Linked DNA regions of Homo sapiens: region 2 is linked to region 1. Evidence: chromatin loops called from intact Hi-C (ENCODE). Cell type or tissue: ascending aorta. All regions are shown on one strand. Each heading gives the region's core, and the rest is flanking DNA. Links, peaks and the distances in the headings are about the cores only.

Evidence for each region. Peaks named below come from ENCODE experiments on the same cell type or tissue, not always from the same donor. Only the 100,000 strongest peaks of a DNase experiment are listed, where the experiment ranks them.
Region 2: a loop joins it to region 1, with 4 times the contacts of the local background. A loop is called at or near these places in 26 of 110 quality-filtered maps.

What each region holds. Positions count from the first base shown.
Region 1 is chr7:139,728,222-139,736,558 of GRCh38, forward strand. The region is part of intron 1 of HIPK2 (homeodomain interacting protein kinase 2); the gene reads right to left. Among named protein-coding and RNA genes, the nearest start is that of HIPK2, 46 kb to the right of the region's middle. In ascending aorta, for the core only: no CTCF peak of the experiment used is centred there; DNase peaks (open chromatin) are centred at 3,000, 3,330, 4,150 and 6,390; H3K4me3 peaks cover 1,412 bases; H3K27ac peaks cover 7,502 bases.
Region 2 is chr7:139,676,876-139,685,212 of GRCh38, forward strand. The region is part of intron 2 of HIPK2 (homeodomain interacting protein kinase 2); the gene reads right to left. Among named protein-coding and RNA genes, the nearest start is that of HIPK2, 97 kb to the right of the region's middle. RefSeq lists enhancers at 3,623-4,822, 5,799-5,968. In ascending aorta, for the core only: no CTCF peak of the experiment used is centred there; DNase peaks (open chromatin) are centred at 3,406 and 4,066; H3K27ac peaks cover 4,785 bases.

The DNA.
Region 1 (8,337 bases), core at 75-8,074:
TGTGAGCCACTGTGCCTGGCTGGGTTAAGAACCTTATTTAGAAAAACACAAAACACCACTTTCTAAACATAGCATATGAATCTGCCAGGGTTGGGGTACCAAAGCACCACTGACTGGGCAGCCTAAACAGCAGACGCTGTCTCACAGTTCAAGAAGCTGGAGTCCAAGACCAAGGTGTCAGCAGGGCTGGTTCCTTCTGAGGGCTGGAAGGGAAGGGTCTGTTCTAGGCCTCCCTCCTTGGCTCACTGATGACTGTCTTCTCTGTGTGTCTCTTCACATCATCTTCCCTCTGTGTGTATCTGTGTCCAAATTTCCCTTTTAATAAGGACATCAGTTGTATTGGGTTAGGGCCCACCCTGATGACCTCACTTTAACCTGATTCCTTCTATAAAGTCCCTACCTCCAAATAAAGTCACATTCTGAGATATGGAAGGTTAGGAATTTAAGATATGAATTTGGCAGGGGGGAAACACAATTCAACCCATAACAATAGTTTTAAGGAAACCAAAAGCATTTTACTAAAGTATAATTTTCTCAGGTTAAATAATTACCATATTCCAAAAGAAGTCTCTTCGGTTTTCCCTTCTTGGAGATAAGACATTTCACTTTGTGCTTTCTCTATATCTTACCTTAAAGGACCTATAAGTTCATTTCAATTAGTCTAATATCATAGCTGGAAACAAGTAAAAGCATACTATCTACTTTAAATTAAGCTCTGCATGAGTTGATGTTACAACGCTTCTGAAAAAGGCCATATAGGAATGTATCTCTCAATCTACTGAGGAGCAACTGTAGTCACTTTGGTATAAAAGAGAATTGGAGCCAGGTTCAGTGGCTCACACCTGTAATTCCAATGCTTTGGGAGGCCGCGATGGGTGGACTGCTTGAGCCCAGAAGTTCAAGACCAACCTGGGCAACATGGTGAAATCCTGTCTCTACAAAAAACAAAAAAAATTAGCCAGGTGTGGTGGTGCACACCCATAGTCCCAGCTATTCGGGAGGCTGAGGTGGGAGGATCACTTGAAGCTGGGAGGTAGAGGTTGCAGCAAGCTGTGATTGCAACACTGCATTCCAGCCTGGGTGACAGAGTAGACCCTGTCTCTGAGAGAGAGAGAGAGAGAGAGAGAGAGAGAGAGAGAGAGAGAGAGAGAGAGAGAGAGAGAATTGGGAGTGGCTTATTAATAACACAAAAACTAGGTTTCCAGTTTTGATTCTGTGTGTGTCTGAGGCAGAACCTAAGTAGGCCCCAAAAGCCACCTCAAGAGTGGCTGGCAGTGGGCGGCCAAGTTCAGGCCACCCCTCTTCATGCCCCTCAGCATCGAGGAGGAGCCCCGGCTTGGTTCTTCCTCGTGTGCCCTCTCTCACCTGCCATCCACATTGTTCTGTTTTTCAACACTGCATTTTCTTTCCAATGGAGGATCTCAAGAAGACAACCTTTTAAATAAACGTGGTGGGATGAAAAAGGCAAACACCCACAAACTATGAAAACAAAATCAGCTGTACTTCTGGTTTCAACCCAGAGGAATTCCATTTAAATCCACATTTTTTCAAAGATCTAGAAGGCTGCTTACCTTGTCCCTGAAATGTTCTAAATAAGGACGGTTAAAGTTTCAGCAGTACCAGTTTTCAGGTGTTTGAATCACAAACCTTTACGAAAGAAAGCACCTTCCCTGAATTTTTCAGCCACTTCCTAACATGACATACCAATGTCCCTCCATTCACTACTGGTTCAAAATCCTCACTGACCACCTCAAGAGACAAGTAAACCAGACCTGCAGCAGATACTGAGGAGGCCAGGTGTGTGCCTGGCAACGGAAGGTAAGCCTCAGATGGACTTTTCCTATCCTTTAGAAATGTTTGGTAAAGTCTAAATCAAGACTAAAAATCTGGTAGGCTTTTTCTCTTCTGAGCAAGAGTGAATTTGTTAGCCTTAAATGTCTGGTACTATGTTGGTAAAGTAAAATGATGCGTTTTACTAGCCAAACACCCATTTCCGGCCCAGTCCACAGCTGAGGTGCCTTTTTGAGCTACCTCAGGTTCTACTTCAGAAATGTTTGTGGCACACAGAATCAGAACTGGAAATCTACTCTATTCTTTCCCATTTTGGTGTTCTTGTTACCATGTCACTGCAATTTTTTCTCTCTTTTTTTTTTTTTGGAGACAAAGTCTCACTCTGTCGCCCAGGCTGGAGTGCAGTGGTGAGATCTCGGCTCACTGCAACCTCCACCTCCCAGGTTCAAGCAATTCTCCTGCCTCAGCCTCCCGAGTAGTGGGGATTACAGGCATGAGCCAACATGCCCGGCTAATTTTTGTATTTTTAGTAGAGATGGGGTTTCACCATGTTGGCCAGGCTGGTCTCAAACTCCTGACCTCTGGTGATCCACCTGCCTTGGCTTCCCAAAGTGCTAGGATTATAGGCATGAGCCATCGCACCTGGCCCTAATTTTCATTTAAACTAAAAACTGTGTAGATTCTATTACTATGTGTCCTCCCAAAAGATATGTTAAGTCCTAACCCCCAGTACCTGTGAATGTGATCTTTTTTGGAAATGGGGTCTTTTCAGAGGTAATCAAGTTACAATAAATTCATTAAGGTGAGCCGTAATCCCATATGACTGGTGTCCTTGTAAGAGGAGACACAGACATACACACAGAGTGCGGGCCACACATCGACAGAGGCAGAGACTGGAGCAATGCAGCTGTAACCCAAGGGATGCCCAGCATTGTTGGGAGCCATCAGAAGCCGAGAGAAGGCAAGAAGGGGATTTACCTGGAGTCTTCGAGGGAACGTGGCCCTGCCAACTCCTCCAAAACTGTGAGAGAAGACATTTCTGTTGTTTTAGGCCACCTATTAATAGTTTGTGTTAATTTGTTACAGTCACCCTATGAAACTAGTACCCTCTGCAAAATAAGTCAGGATGTATTTCATTGAAAAGGCATGTCTGTACTCAAGCTATGATAAAGTATTTATAACAATCGCAAAGTGACGCTGGCCAAATGGCAGGTTGCCCTCTCAGCCTCCCGGCCTGTGTCTGTGGCCTCTTGGTTAAAAAGCAACAGAAGCATCTACAGCTTTACTCCCACGTTTTAGTCTTAATTCCTGCCAGGGCACTATACACCTCCTCTCCTTATGCAAATATATTTGTTCATTGTGATTGAGGTTTGACTTCAAAACAACAAAATTTCTAAGGAAGGCATCTAAAGTTCGATCTGTTCTCATCAGTGACGTCCACAGTTAAGAGGCCACAGACGGCACTTCCTCAAACCTGCCTTTTCTAAACCTCAACTTCTTGCTGAGTTATACAAAGGAACCAGGACAAAGGGCCGCCAAATGGGTTCTGCGCTCAGTGCAACACCTGTTTGCACACCCCTTGTACTCATGTTTATGTATTTCTTTGAGCATTTCTCTCACAGGCTGTTCTCTAACTGCAAAGAAAACTTTGTGAAAGATGTTTTGCAGACACAGTGATGCCGGGGATGTGAGATGCAGATAACCCTTTCCCCCAGGCTCTCTTTAAATACAGGATTCATTTCATCCCCTTCTTAAAGCACAATAATCCATCCTTCTTACTTGATTTAAATAGCAACTGCTATTTACAACAGGAGCTCCATGTTACAACTGTTTTGTTCCTTGGAGAATTGTTTCATTCCCCTCAGTTGCCTTTAACTGACACCTGACTAAACTCAATTAGGGATCACTTCGGGAAAGGTACCACCTCCACAACTCGCAGGGAGAGGGAAGAGCAGGAAGAAACGAAAGGAAGAAAGCTGGAGTGTGGGGAAAGTTGGCACGGATGCTGAGAGGAAAAGGAAAAAGAAACTAAAGATGAGAAAAAGGTGAGAAAAGAGAAGGCAAGTGAAATTATATTGGAGCACACTAAGAATAATAAAGTAGCATTGTAATGTGCTTTGTAAACTATAAAGCATAATAAAAATGCAATGTGGTATTATTTGCAATATTTAAATAGGTGCTTTTGTGTGTGTGTTTGTGGATATGAAAATCAGCTGGTACAGGGATCCCTTGGCAGGGCAACCAGTGGCCCATTCTAAGCTGTGCAAATTAAAGTGGGTTCTTTGGTCTGTTGCAAGGACATTTTTCTACTGTGAGTCACTGTCATCAAGCCAGTCCTGGCGTTATTACCCAACAACTCCATGGCACGGAGCCACTTACACCCAGTGCTGGGAGGAGGTGCCCACTCAGATAATACTGGTTCTTGTAGCGGGGCGCCTTCCCCACGTACATCTAAGATGTCTGATAGCTCTCCTATGTCTTGCTTTAAAACAGACAGGATGGCATTTGGTGATGTAGGCCATCCCTATCTTCATAGGGGTCTGTATTCCAAGAGCTAATTTTCAGATTGTTTCTGCATTCTCAACAACTAGGTCAGATGCCAGTGCTGCCCTTTCTAGCTCTGTGATCTCAGCAAGTTACTTAACCCCTTTCTGCCTCAATCCCCTCATCTCTAAAGTGGAGACAGTAATCATATTTCATAGGGTCCTTGTGAGGAGTAAATGAACATATATATATATAACTATATATAACATATATTATATATGACATTATATAACATATAATATATATAACATATTATATATATATGTGTGTGTGTGTGTGTGTGTGTGTATAAAATAGTGAGTCCCTGATATGGTTTGGATCAGTGTCCCCACCCAAATCTTAAATTGTAATCCCCAGTGTTGGAGGTGGGGCCTGGTGGGAGGTGACTGGATCATGCGGGTGGTTTCTCAAGAATGGTTTAGCACCATTCATCTTGGTACTGTCCTTGCAACGGGAGTGAGTTTTCTTGTGAGATCTGGTGGCTTAAAAGTGTGTGGCACCTCCCCCCTCACTCTCTCTTGCTCCTGCTCTGGCCATGTGAAAGGCTGGCTCCTCCTTCACCTTCCACCATGACTGTAAGTTTCCTGAGGCCTCCCCAGAAACTGAGCAGATGCTAGCATCATGCTTCTTGTACAGCCTGCAGAACCAGAAGCCAATTAAACCTCTTTTCTTTATAAATTACCCAGACTCAGGTATTTCTTTATAGCAATGCAAGAATGGACTAATACAGTCCTAAACAAGCGTTTAGTGAAAACTGAGGGGAGGGTGGTCAGCTAGCTCCCAGAGGCCTAGCTAACACAGAATAGAATTTACTTTCAAAGCTTCTGCATCTCTTTTCCATGTAACATTTTAACCAAAAGCACTATCCTTGGTCATAACTGAGACCCAGTTTCTATGTACAATATGCTTATTGCAGATTTGTATCTACTGTATAAACAATGATCTCAACTTTTTTGATTAAGCACTTAATCAGGGGAAAAGAGAACACTCCTGATATATGTGATTTTTATAATTAAAAATAATCTATGTTTTACTTTCCAATACAGTATTGTTAACCAAAAACACAAATATAGAAAAATTTAAAGGATAAAGTGAGATAAAATATACATATTCAAATTTTCTTCTGTATCCTAATACGTTGTCTTGCACCCATTACTTTGAAAAGCTGTGCTGTAATTCAGGTAAGCTAAGCCATGTAACTTAGAATTAGTCTTGGCCAAATGATCCACCTTGGACAATAAGAAGTACGCAAGAAGTAGCATTCTCAGGCAAAAGCCTTTCCGGCCAGTGTGTGACTCCTCTTTCCCTTATATTACGGTAACCAACCATGGTCTGGGGAGGAGCAGCTCCTTTGCCTGGTCAGTGAAAGAGGGTAACAAAGAGCAGAGACCCCAGCTGACCCAAGATGTGGCGCAAGTGTGAAGCAAACCTCTGTTGTTTGTTACTGCTGTACAACTTAGGCCATCCTAACCAGTGCTGGAATATTCGTTAATGCTGCCATCCCTAATGAGTCACAATTAACGTGGTTTAGTGTAATTCTATTGTGAGGCACAGCATGCTCACCTAGCAAAACCAGAGCACACGTTTTTAAAGACAACGTTAAAATTCCGAAATAGTTCAGTCCCTTTCTTCCATGTTTTAGCATCACTTCCATTCCCCAGGAGAATGCTTCAGGAGATCAATGTGTCAAATGATGAAACTACTCTCATCACCACCAGTGTTAGTGATTTCAAGTGTGCACGTACTAATCCCCCACCTAATAACTTTTCTGAACAAGTGGAAGGCACGGGATCTTCAGTGACAAATGCTCTGGTTTGGTTTGCAAACTTTGACGCAAATCACTCTCTGGTGACTAAAATTGGAAGATGCCCTACAGGAGTCTGGCACTGCTGCATACAGGCCTAAGTGCCCCCATGGGAGAATCAGCTTTTACCCTGGGCTGATGTTTTCTCTGGGAAAAATGGACTTTCCACACCCTGCCCCCTAAATGCATTCCCATGCTCCATGACGCCACGGTTGTGCTCTTGGTAAAGAATATTTAAGTTCTGACATCATGATAACCATGGGTATTATTCATGGTAAGCTCACAAGCCTGGGAAGGCACATTCTGTACTCTCTTTATCACTGAAGTCAGCAATGGTTTTAAAAATAGCATGGCTCACACACCCAGGGGACCACTGATTCATTAATGGCCAAATACACACTACTGTGGACTCCTAACTTGTATGGTGTTTTAGATTGTGATTTCTAGAATCAAGGCACACACATTTATCATTTCCCTCATAGGAGTGTTATGCTGTACTAATTTATAAATAGAGATCTGCAGATCCTAAATGAAGGAACCCTCAAAAATTACAAAACCAGGATTTGACAAGCCGTATGATTTGTGACTCCAAAATGACGTAAAATGTAATTAATGAGAATATCTACCAACTTGGTATAACTATGATATGTCATACCTAAATAAAGAGAGATGATGTTACAAAGATAATTGACACTAATCTTAGTGAAGTCTAGAAGTAAGTCATAGGTTTTTCACTGTCGAGGGGGGAAGGGAATATTTGATTCTAGATATCCCATGCAGGTTCTTTAAGAGAAGTATCCCATGAGCAGAGAATGTTTTCATGATTTATAAATACATTTAGAAGTACATGACGACTTAAGCCTTTTGCTTAAATTCTGTGCTAAATAAGCAACTTTCTCATCTCTTACTGGGATTCCAGAGAGGACCTTCTGACCAAGGAGAAAATACCTTGATATGTAGGCCTAGCTTCTCTGGATGCTAGGATTATCTCTCTTTAAATGATTCAGATTGATCCATCAGCCTTTTATAGAATTAGTTAGTATGAACCAGTCTTTTAGAACCCAATAATCCTTAAATTTATGGAGTCAAATTTCCAAATCTGCTAGGCTGAGGACTGTAGAGGACAGAGTGAGCAGCATCCAGGAATATCTGCTGAGCACCTACGATGTCCAAGCACCACCCCAAGAGTGGCAGGTGACCACTGGCATTGTGAAAGAAAGGGCTACCTGTTTTTCAGGTCAACAGGACGAGATGGGCCAAGGGGAGAAGAGATAACTGACCACAGAAGGAAGTCGCAACTGTTGCCCATTGAACGGTGCAGGCTTCAGAGAGTGGATGGAGTGCTCTCAGAGTCAGCGACCCCTTTACACACGAGAGTGCACCCCAAGGCGAAGCCAGGGGTGAGCTGAAACACAGAGGCCAGTGAGCACTGGGTTCCAGGGACAGATGAGACCCATTTTTATTTAAGATTCATAAGCCATCCACTGCCTACAGGACCTGGGATAGTGTGCAGATACAATACAAAGCACAATATGAAAATAAGATAAAACAGGACCAAACCCATCTAAGGGAACATCAGGAAGAATAAAACCATGCCTGTGGTTGAGGGCTCTGCATTGCAGTGAGTGACAAAAGGGTCTGGAAAGGCTGGAGTCAGCGTGGCAGGTCTTTGGTGCCTAGTTTCGATTTTGTTCTGTTGAGGAGTCACAGGAGGTGGCTGAGAGGGGAGGGAGGAATGGTACCACTTCTGAGTGGGAAATGAAAGCATGTGGCCAGGGGCTTGGCACCCACCATGAAGGCGCATCTGAGAGGCGATAGGAACCTGCAGGGAAGGTGCAGACAACAAACTAGAGGGATGACCCAAAGACCCTGGCACTGACAGGTAGGAAAGGAACCACGATAATGTGGAAGCCACAGGATCAGGTGACAGGAGAATGAAGGGAAGGCTGGTCCCCTTTGGCGTCCTTGCTGACTTCAAGTGGCAGAGGAAGGCATGACCTGGTAGACAGAGGGGCCAATGCCCTGAAGAAGCATTCACCAGGGCACTGCAACTCTGTTTCCAGAAGGGGCTCGCACACACCAGTGTCAGGGTGGCCAAGGTGCTTCCCTGAGGGAACTCCCACAGCAGGACGCGGAGAGCACACCCTCCTGGCACAGATGCCCTCTGCTCTGCCCTGATTCCCAGGGAGGGCATCTCC
Region 2 (8,337 bases), core at 14-8,013, 51 kb before region 1:
TTTTTGAGATAGTTTTGCTCTTGTTGCCCAGGCTGGAGTGCAATGGCATGATCTCGGCTCACTGCAACCTCCGCCTCCTGGGTTCAAGTGATTCTACTGCTTCAGCCTCCCGAGTAGCTGGGATTACAGGCATGCACCACCACACCTGGCTAATTTTGCATTTTTAGTGGAGATGGGGTTTCACCATGTTGGCCAGGCTGGTCTCGAACTCCTGACCTCAGGTGATCCACCCACCTCGGCCTTCCAAAGTGCTGGGATTACAGGCGTGAGCCACCACGCCCGGCCAAACCATAGTATTTCTAATGTGGGATGTGTGTGTATGTGTGTGTGTGTGTATGTAGAGAGAGAGGGGCTGATATTATATATATTATATATATATATGGAGACACACACACACACACACACATATATACACATTTTTTAAACAACAATAATGATCCTGTGACCATCCTTCTAGCTGGGTAAAGTGACTTCATTTAGTGAGAAAATGTCTTAGTTCGTTTGTGCTACTATAAAACAACACCCAACATTGGGTAATTTATAAAGTTTATTTCTCACAGTTCTGGTGGCTGGGAAGTTCAAGATCAAGGTGCCGGCATTTGGTGTCTGGGGAGGGCCTTCTTGCTGAGCCCTCACACAGCGGAAGGCAGAAGGTCAAGAGAGCAAGCTAAGCTAACAGCTACATGAAGCCACTTTTCTATTATTTTTTTTAAATTATACTTTAAGTTCTGGGATACATGTGCAGAACGTGCAGGTTTGGTACATAGGTATACATGTGCTATGATGGTTTGCTGCACCCATCAACCAGTTATCTACATTAGGTATTTCCCCTAATGCTATCCCTCCCCTAGCCCGCCACAGTAATGGAATTGCTGGGTCAAATGGTATTCCTGGTTCTAGATCCTTGAGGAATCACCACACTGTCTTCCACAATGGTTGAACTAATTTACACTCCCAACAACAGTGTGAAAGTGTTCCTATTTCTCCACATCCTCTCCAGCATCTGTTGTTTCCTGACTTTTTAATGATCGCCATTCTAACTGGTGTGAGATGGTATCTCATTGTGGTTTTGATTTGCATTTCTCTGATGACCAGTGATGATGAGCTTTTTTTCATATGTTTGTTGGCTGCATAGATGTCTTCTTTCGAGAAGTGTCTGTTCATATCCTTCGGCCACTTTTTGATGGGGTTGTTTGTTTTTTTCTTGTAAATTTGTTTAAGTTCTTTGTAGATTCTGGATATTAGCCCTTTGTCAGATGGATAGATTGCAAAATTTTTCTCCCATTCTGTAGGTTGCCTGCTCACTGTGATGATAGTTTCTTTTGCTGTGCAGAAGCTCTTTAGTTTAATTAGATCCCATTTGTCAATTTTGGCTTTTGTTGCCATTGCTTTTGGTGTTTTAGTCATGAAGTCTTTGCCATGCCTATGTCCTGAATGGTATTGCCTAGGTTTTCTTCTAGGGTTTTTATATTTTTGTATAAGGTATAAGGAAGGGGTCCAGTTTCAGTTTTCTGCATATGGCTAGCCAGTTTTCCCAACATCATTTATTAAATAGGGAATCCTTCCCCACTGCTAGTTTTTGACAGGTCTGTCGGAGATCAGATGGTTGCAGATGTGTGGCATTATTTCTGAGGCCTCTGTTTTGTTCCATTGGTCTATATAACTGTTTTGGTACCAGTACCATGCTGTTTTGGTTACTGTAGCCTTGTAGTATAGTTTGAAGTCAGGTAGCATGATGCCGCTAGCTTTGTTCTTTTTGCTTAGGATTGTCTTGGCTATACAGGCTCTTTTTTGGTTCCATATGAAATTTAATTCTGTGAAGAAAGTCAGTGGTAGCTTGATGGGGATAGCACTGAATCTATAAATTACTTTGGGCAGTATGGCCATTTTTACAATATTTATTCTTCCTATCCATGAGCATGGAATGTTCTTCCATTTGTTTGTATCCTCTTCTATTTCATTGAGCAGTGGTTTGTAGTTCTCCTTGAAGAGGTCCTTCACATCCCTTGTAAGTTGGATTCCTAGGTATTTTATTCTCTTTATAGCAATTGTGACTGGGAGTTCACTCATGATTTGGCTCTCTGTTTGTCTATTATTGGTGTATAAGAATGCTTGTGATTTCTGCACATTGATTTTGTATCCTGAGACTTTGCTGAAGTTGCTTATCAGCTTAAGGAGATTTTGGGCTGAGACGATGGGGTTTTTTAAACACACAATCATGTCATCTGCAAAGAGAGACGATTTGATTTCCTCTCTTCCTACTTGAATACGTTTTATTTCTTTCTCTTGCCGGATTGCCCTGGCCAGAACTTCCAATACTATGTTGAATAGGCGTGGTGAGAGAGGGCATCCTTGTCTTGTGCCAGTTTTCAAAGGGAATGATGAAGCCTCTTTTCTAAAGGGCCTTAAACCCATTCACCAGGGAGAAGCCTTCACGGCCTAATCACCTCTTAAAGGCCCTATCTTTTAATACTCTCACATTGGCAACACCTGAATTTTGAAGGGGACCCATTAAAACCATAGCAACAAACAATTATAAAGATTATGCTAAGAAGATGTGGGTACTTCGGGTAGACAGAGAAGTGTAAATGGGGTTAGGAATTGCATTAGGAACACTATATGCTCAGAAATACCAATCTTTAAATTAAACAACCTATCGAACTGCCTTTACATGGTGCACTGCTGGTTATAAATGTGCAATACCTGATGGGGGGAAAATTCCAGGAGAGCTTATAAAAGCATGCTAGAAGCATTAAAATTTTCCAGCCATTTCATTATTTGTCATTCAGCAAATGTTAATATTTCTCTTTGTATTCCTACTGAAGCTTGAAATTAACATGGCTTTTTGTTTATTTCTTCATTTCTGCCTCCTTGTCAGCTCATCTCAGGAATGCAGTTGGTTAGCTAGCTGCTGCAGAGCCAAATAAAAAAGCCTAAAGAAACTCAAACATTGACTGGCAAAAGGCTCTGCATGAAAAGGCATTTGTTTTTTAACCTCTCAGAAGTAGAACATTTAGCTTAAAATAAATATTTAACATCTAGGATGCTTTTATCAAGAATCATTTTGACATGGACATTAGTCTTTATCCCAAAAGCCAGATACCCTGGGGAGCAAAGTTCGCTGCAAATGTATGCAAAGGAATAGCGTGTGCAGGATACAAGGAGGCCGGAAGGCCGGAAAGCAGGGGGAGTACAGGATTTCCTAAGGTAAACCGATCTCTTAAGAATGCCTGTTCCCCTCCCGCAAATAATCATTAAACAGAATTCAGCATAAGTTCAGCATTTTCAAGTCACTCAGGGACACAGGTACCCGGGAATGTTCCCTCTGCCCCTGGACTGTTTGTGTTGGATTCCAGCCTGGCTCCTCCTGTCCCCCGACTGCAGGACTGTTTCCCACATGGAATCACGATTCAGTCACGATTAACACCCTCCCCACAGCGTGGCTGGTGCCCAAGCAGCCCCAGTAGGGCTTGGGCCTTGTGGAGGAGAGCCCTCCCCTGGGTGAACAACCCAGACAAGCCAAGTCAACTCTGGTTTTGGGATCGAACATTAAATTCACGTCACTGGCTTTAATTCTTTCCTTACCAGGTGCCTTGGGTTTTGAGGGGATGCTGTTTTATGAGGGCTTTTGTGAGGGCCAGGGATGTTTTCAAAACTACAGGGCTTGGCAGACATGGGTACTGAATGTCCCCAGGAACAAAGTAACCAGGGATTGTGTCCAAAACTGGCTTGAAGAAATGCCTCAAATGTAGCAAATCATTTTTTAAAATTCATGTTAAGATCGGCCAACAGCCTTCAGAAGACAGAACCTTTTTCATGTCTGTGGCATGTGTGTGTTCACGTGTGCTTCCTGAATTTCCCAACCAGGACATGAAGAGCACAGCCCACTGGGATTTTTTTGCTGGTGGCTTCCCATTTGGGAACAGGCTCTGAGAGACAATCTGAGCGGGCTTCCTGTGTTGTCTGAGGCCAGCTTCCACAGGGCTGCCATCAGTCAGCCCATTACTCAGCCATGGGCCCAGTGAGGCAGCCACAGGGCCACTGTGCTACAAGCACCCTCCCCGCCCCTGGTTTTCGTGCCATGGGTTTCCTGTGGAGAACATCGTCACGCTATATTCATCTTTCCTCTTAGCTGGCGCTGAGTCACTCCATGATAAAGCCACTCTTCAAGCTCTATTTTGGGTACACTTTACACTCTGAGGGAGCCGGTAACACATCTCTCCTGATATAAATGTACAGGAGAGCCCGTCAACCACAGCTCTCTGATGGAGCCTACAAGTTGCAATTGGGTCAATGTTTTCACTGCCACAGCACTTAATCACTTGAAAACTTTATCTAAACTTGTGAAGTTTTCCCTGCTTTTAGCTTTTCATTCTTTTTGGCCTGTTTTGATAACAGAAGCATGCTGCCGTCCATCCCAGGTCAGAGCTGGTGGCAGGAGAGAGGTGGGTGGGAGAGGAGGGAGGACACAGCCCACTTCTCAGGTCCTTCTAAATGGTCTTTATTAGCGGATTTCAAAATTTTGCAGTGAAATTATCAGAACACCTGGCACCTCCACATTTAAATGGAAGCACAAACCCAATTCCAAAGCCAAAGGCTTCTTCCGGAACCCCTGCTGTTTTCTATAATCAGCGCCAGTGCTGCACTCCCCTCGCCTCCTCCCGCTCAGTGTGGGTGTCAAGAGGTGACCACAAAAGAGGCTGCTCAACATCACCTGAGAACAAAGCCTCCTTTCCTGCAATTCCAAATTGACTTTTGCTGTACAAGAAAATTAAGGATGCTGTGGCTACCACCAGAGAGCACATTTAAAACTCCTCACATGAAAGGCCCTTGCACTCCTGGGAAAAATATTCTCACTTTAAGGAGAGTCACAGCGTGCGGAGCCTGGACTTTCCATGCACCAAGCCCTGGGTCCATGCAGCCACCACTGCTCCAGGGAGCAGAAGGTCTGATGTTCTCTGAGCTGGAATCTTCCTACATTTCTTTGTCCACTGACTGGGGGCCCTGGTTCTAGGACAGCATCTCCCCTGGTGCTGGAGGTGCTCAAACCACCATGGCCTGGCCTGAGTGGGCTCTATCTTTTCCAGGGCAGGCATCACAGTGGAGCCCTCGGATCTGGCTGACACTCCTGTTACTCGTGCACGGCTTATGTCATGCTGGTACAGACCCTGGGCCATGTAGAGGACTCATGGTGAGATGCCAATGTGGCTACTGCCCCAGCTTCTGCCCTCACTTGGCACATACCATAGACCACGTTGCTTCCACTCCTCAGAAGGAAAACCCCCTCTATTGCCAAGCTGTTCAATATTCACGACAGGCAAGGTCCTTATGATTCAGTCCTGTTACCTCTCCAGCCTCATCATCCACCACATGCCCTCACTCACTCACTCATCAAACATCCACTGAGAGCCCATAGTGAGTCAAGACCTGGGCTTGGCACCAGGAACACTGGGTAAAACCCATCTCTAGCCTCAAGAAACTCATCCATGAGCAGGGGTAGCCAGACCTGTAACTATACATGTGCAATGAGGGGTTGGAATGAAGGGCTCTGTTGAGGCACCTAGGACAGAGATGTCAGTTCCACCTTCTTCAGGTGCAGTGTGGACACCACCTCTTACGGGAAGCTTTCCCTCATCCCTCCCGCTGCGTGCCTGTGCCCTCCTCTGGGTCCCTGTGGTGGGTGGGGCCGTAATGACTGTGCTTGACTGCTCCTCAAGAGCAGGAACACTGTTTTACTCATCTCCTCCCCACAGCACCCTGCACCATGTCCTGCCACACAGTAAGTGCTCCATGCATGTTTATTGTTTCAAATGCGCCTAATGGTAAATCTCAGACTCTGAGTCAATGGCAATCTCCCAAAAGCACTGTGTTAAGGACCCGCGTTCCCCTTTCTTCTAACAGAGGGGACAGAAGGCGCTGGAAGACTCCAGTCAGGACATGTGACTGCTGGAGCAAGCCTAGCTGCTCATGAGCTGTGTGCATTCCAGAGATGCTTCTGGCCCCTCTTGCCCCTTGTCCCCTCCTCTGTAGGACAGTGGAGGGCCCCCTGGCATCACAGGGCCACAGACAGGAAGTGGGGTGGAGCAAGAGAGGCTGGTCCTTTCTGGGAAATGACAGAGCAGCAAGAACCAGACTTTCTGGTGGGAGAGAAAGGAGAATGTGTGTTCTCTCTTAAATATAAGGCATTTTTACCACCAACACGCCACTCAGTAAGGTCACTCCTGGGTTGATGAACAAAACCTTGCTGTTTGTACAATATTTAGCATTACCTGGAAGGGCCTGGCTCTCACCTCGGAGCCTGGACGTGACCTGCTTCATGCTTAACTATATAACACGCGTGCCACACACGAGGATAAAAATGCGAACAGAGACTGCATTAGCTGCCTGTTAATGTGTAACAAGGTACCGCAAAACTTAGTGCCTTAAAATAACCATTACTTCATGGTTGCTCTAGGCCAGTGCTTCAGCAGCGGCCTAGCCGGGTCTGGTGCAGGGTCCCTCATGAGGCTGCGATCAAGATGTTTCCAAGCTCCCCAAGGCAGCTGCGGTCTGTGAGCCTCAGCTCCTCCCTACGGGGGCCTCCACAGGACTGCTCACAACACGGGAGCCAAAGCGAGAAATACCAGAGAGAGAGACACACGCATACCAAGACAGAAGCTGCAGAACCTCTCAGAATCTAATCTTGGAAGTGAAACACCGTCATTTCTGCCAGATTCTCTGGGTCACACAGACCAATCCTGGTGAATACCAGGAGGTGAGGGTCATTAGGGGCCTTCCTGGAGGTTGGCTGCCACTGTCATACCCTGGCAATGGCATTCATACCATTGGCAGGCAATGGCATGTCATACAGCTTCATGAGGGTTGGCTATGTCCTTTCCAGAGTAAAATAGATAGATTCATTATTCTGTATTACACCAACAGTTAGGTCTTACTCACTCTCCTGTGGTTTTGAAGGGCTACAAATACTTTAGAAAATAGTTTTAAACACTGAATGGGCTTGGAATTTGGGGAGGGGCATATATATAGAGAGACATACCTCATTATATTGCCCCTAGCTTGACTGAGCTTTGCAGATACCATGATTTTTTTTTTTTACACAAATTGAAGGTTTGTGGCAACCGTGCATCGAGCCGGTCTATCAGTACCATTTTTCCAAAAGCATGTGCTCACTTCATGTCTCTGTGCCACATTTTGGTAATTCTCACAATATTTCAAACTTTTTCATCATTGTGATATCTGTTATGGTGACCTGTGATTAATGATCTTTGATGTTACTATTGTAATGGTACTTGTGTGCCATGAATTGCACCCATATAAGATGGCAAACTTAATCAAACATGTGGTGTGTATTCCATCTATGAGCTGTTCCCCCATCTCTCTCCTTCTTCTCGGGCCTCTCTCTTCTCTGAGATACAATAATATGGAAATTAGGCCAATTAATAATCCTACAATGACTTCTAAGTGTTCAAGCGAAAGAAAGAGTTGCATGTCTCTCATTTTAAATCAAAAGCTAGTAATGATTGAGCTTAGTGAGGAAGGTATGTCAAAAGCTGACACAGGGCTGGTTGTGGTGGCTCATGCCTGTAATCCCAGCACTTTGGGAGGCTAAGGCGGGAGGACTGCTTGAGGCCAGGAGTTTGAGACCAGCCTGGATGACACAGTGAGACCCTATCTCTACAAACAAAATATTTTAAAAAATTAGCTGGACATAGTGATGTGTACCTATAGTCCTAGGTACTCTGGATGCAGGAGAATCACTTGAATCCAGGAGTTTGAGGTTGCAGTAGCCTATGATTGCACCAATGCACTCCAGCCTGGACAACAGAGAGAGACTGTCTTAATAACATAAAAAAAGCTGAGACAGGCTGAATGCTAGGTCTCTTGTGCCAAACAGCCAAGTTGTGAATGCAAAGAAAACATTCTTGAAAGAAATTAAAAGTGCTACTCCAGTGAACACAGGAATGATAAGAAAGTAAAATGGCCTTACTGCTGATATGGAGAAGGTTTTTTAGTGGTCTGGATAGAAGATCCAACCAGCCACAACACTCCCTTCAGCCAAAGCCTAATCCAGAACAAATCCCTAACTCTTCAATTCTGTGGAAGCTAAGAGAGGTGAGGAAATTGTAGAAAAAAAGTTTGCAGCTATCAGAGGTTGGTTCATAAGGTTTAAGGAAATAAGCCATCTCCATAACATAAAAATGCAAAGGGAAGCAGCAAGTGCCCATACAGAAGCTGCAGCAAGTTATCCAGAAGATCTGGCTAAGATCATTGATGAAGGTGGCTACATGAAACAACAGATTTTCTTTTTTGTTTGAGACAGGGTCTCACTCTGTCGCT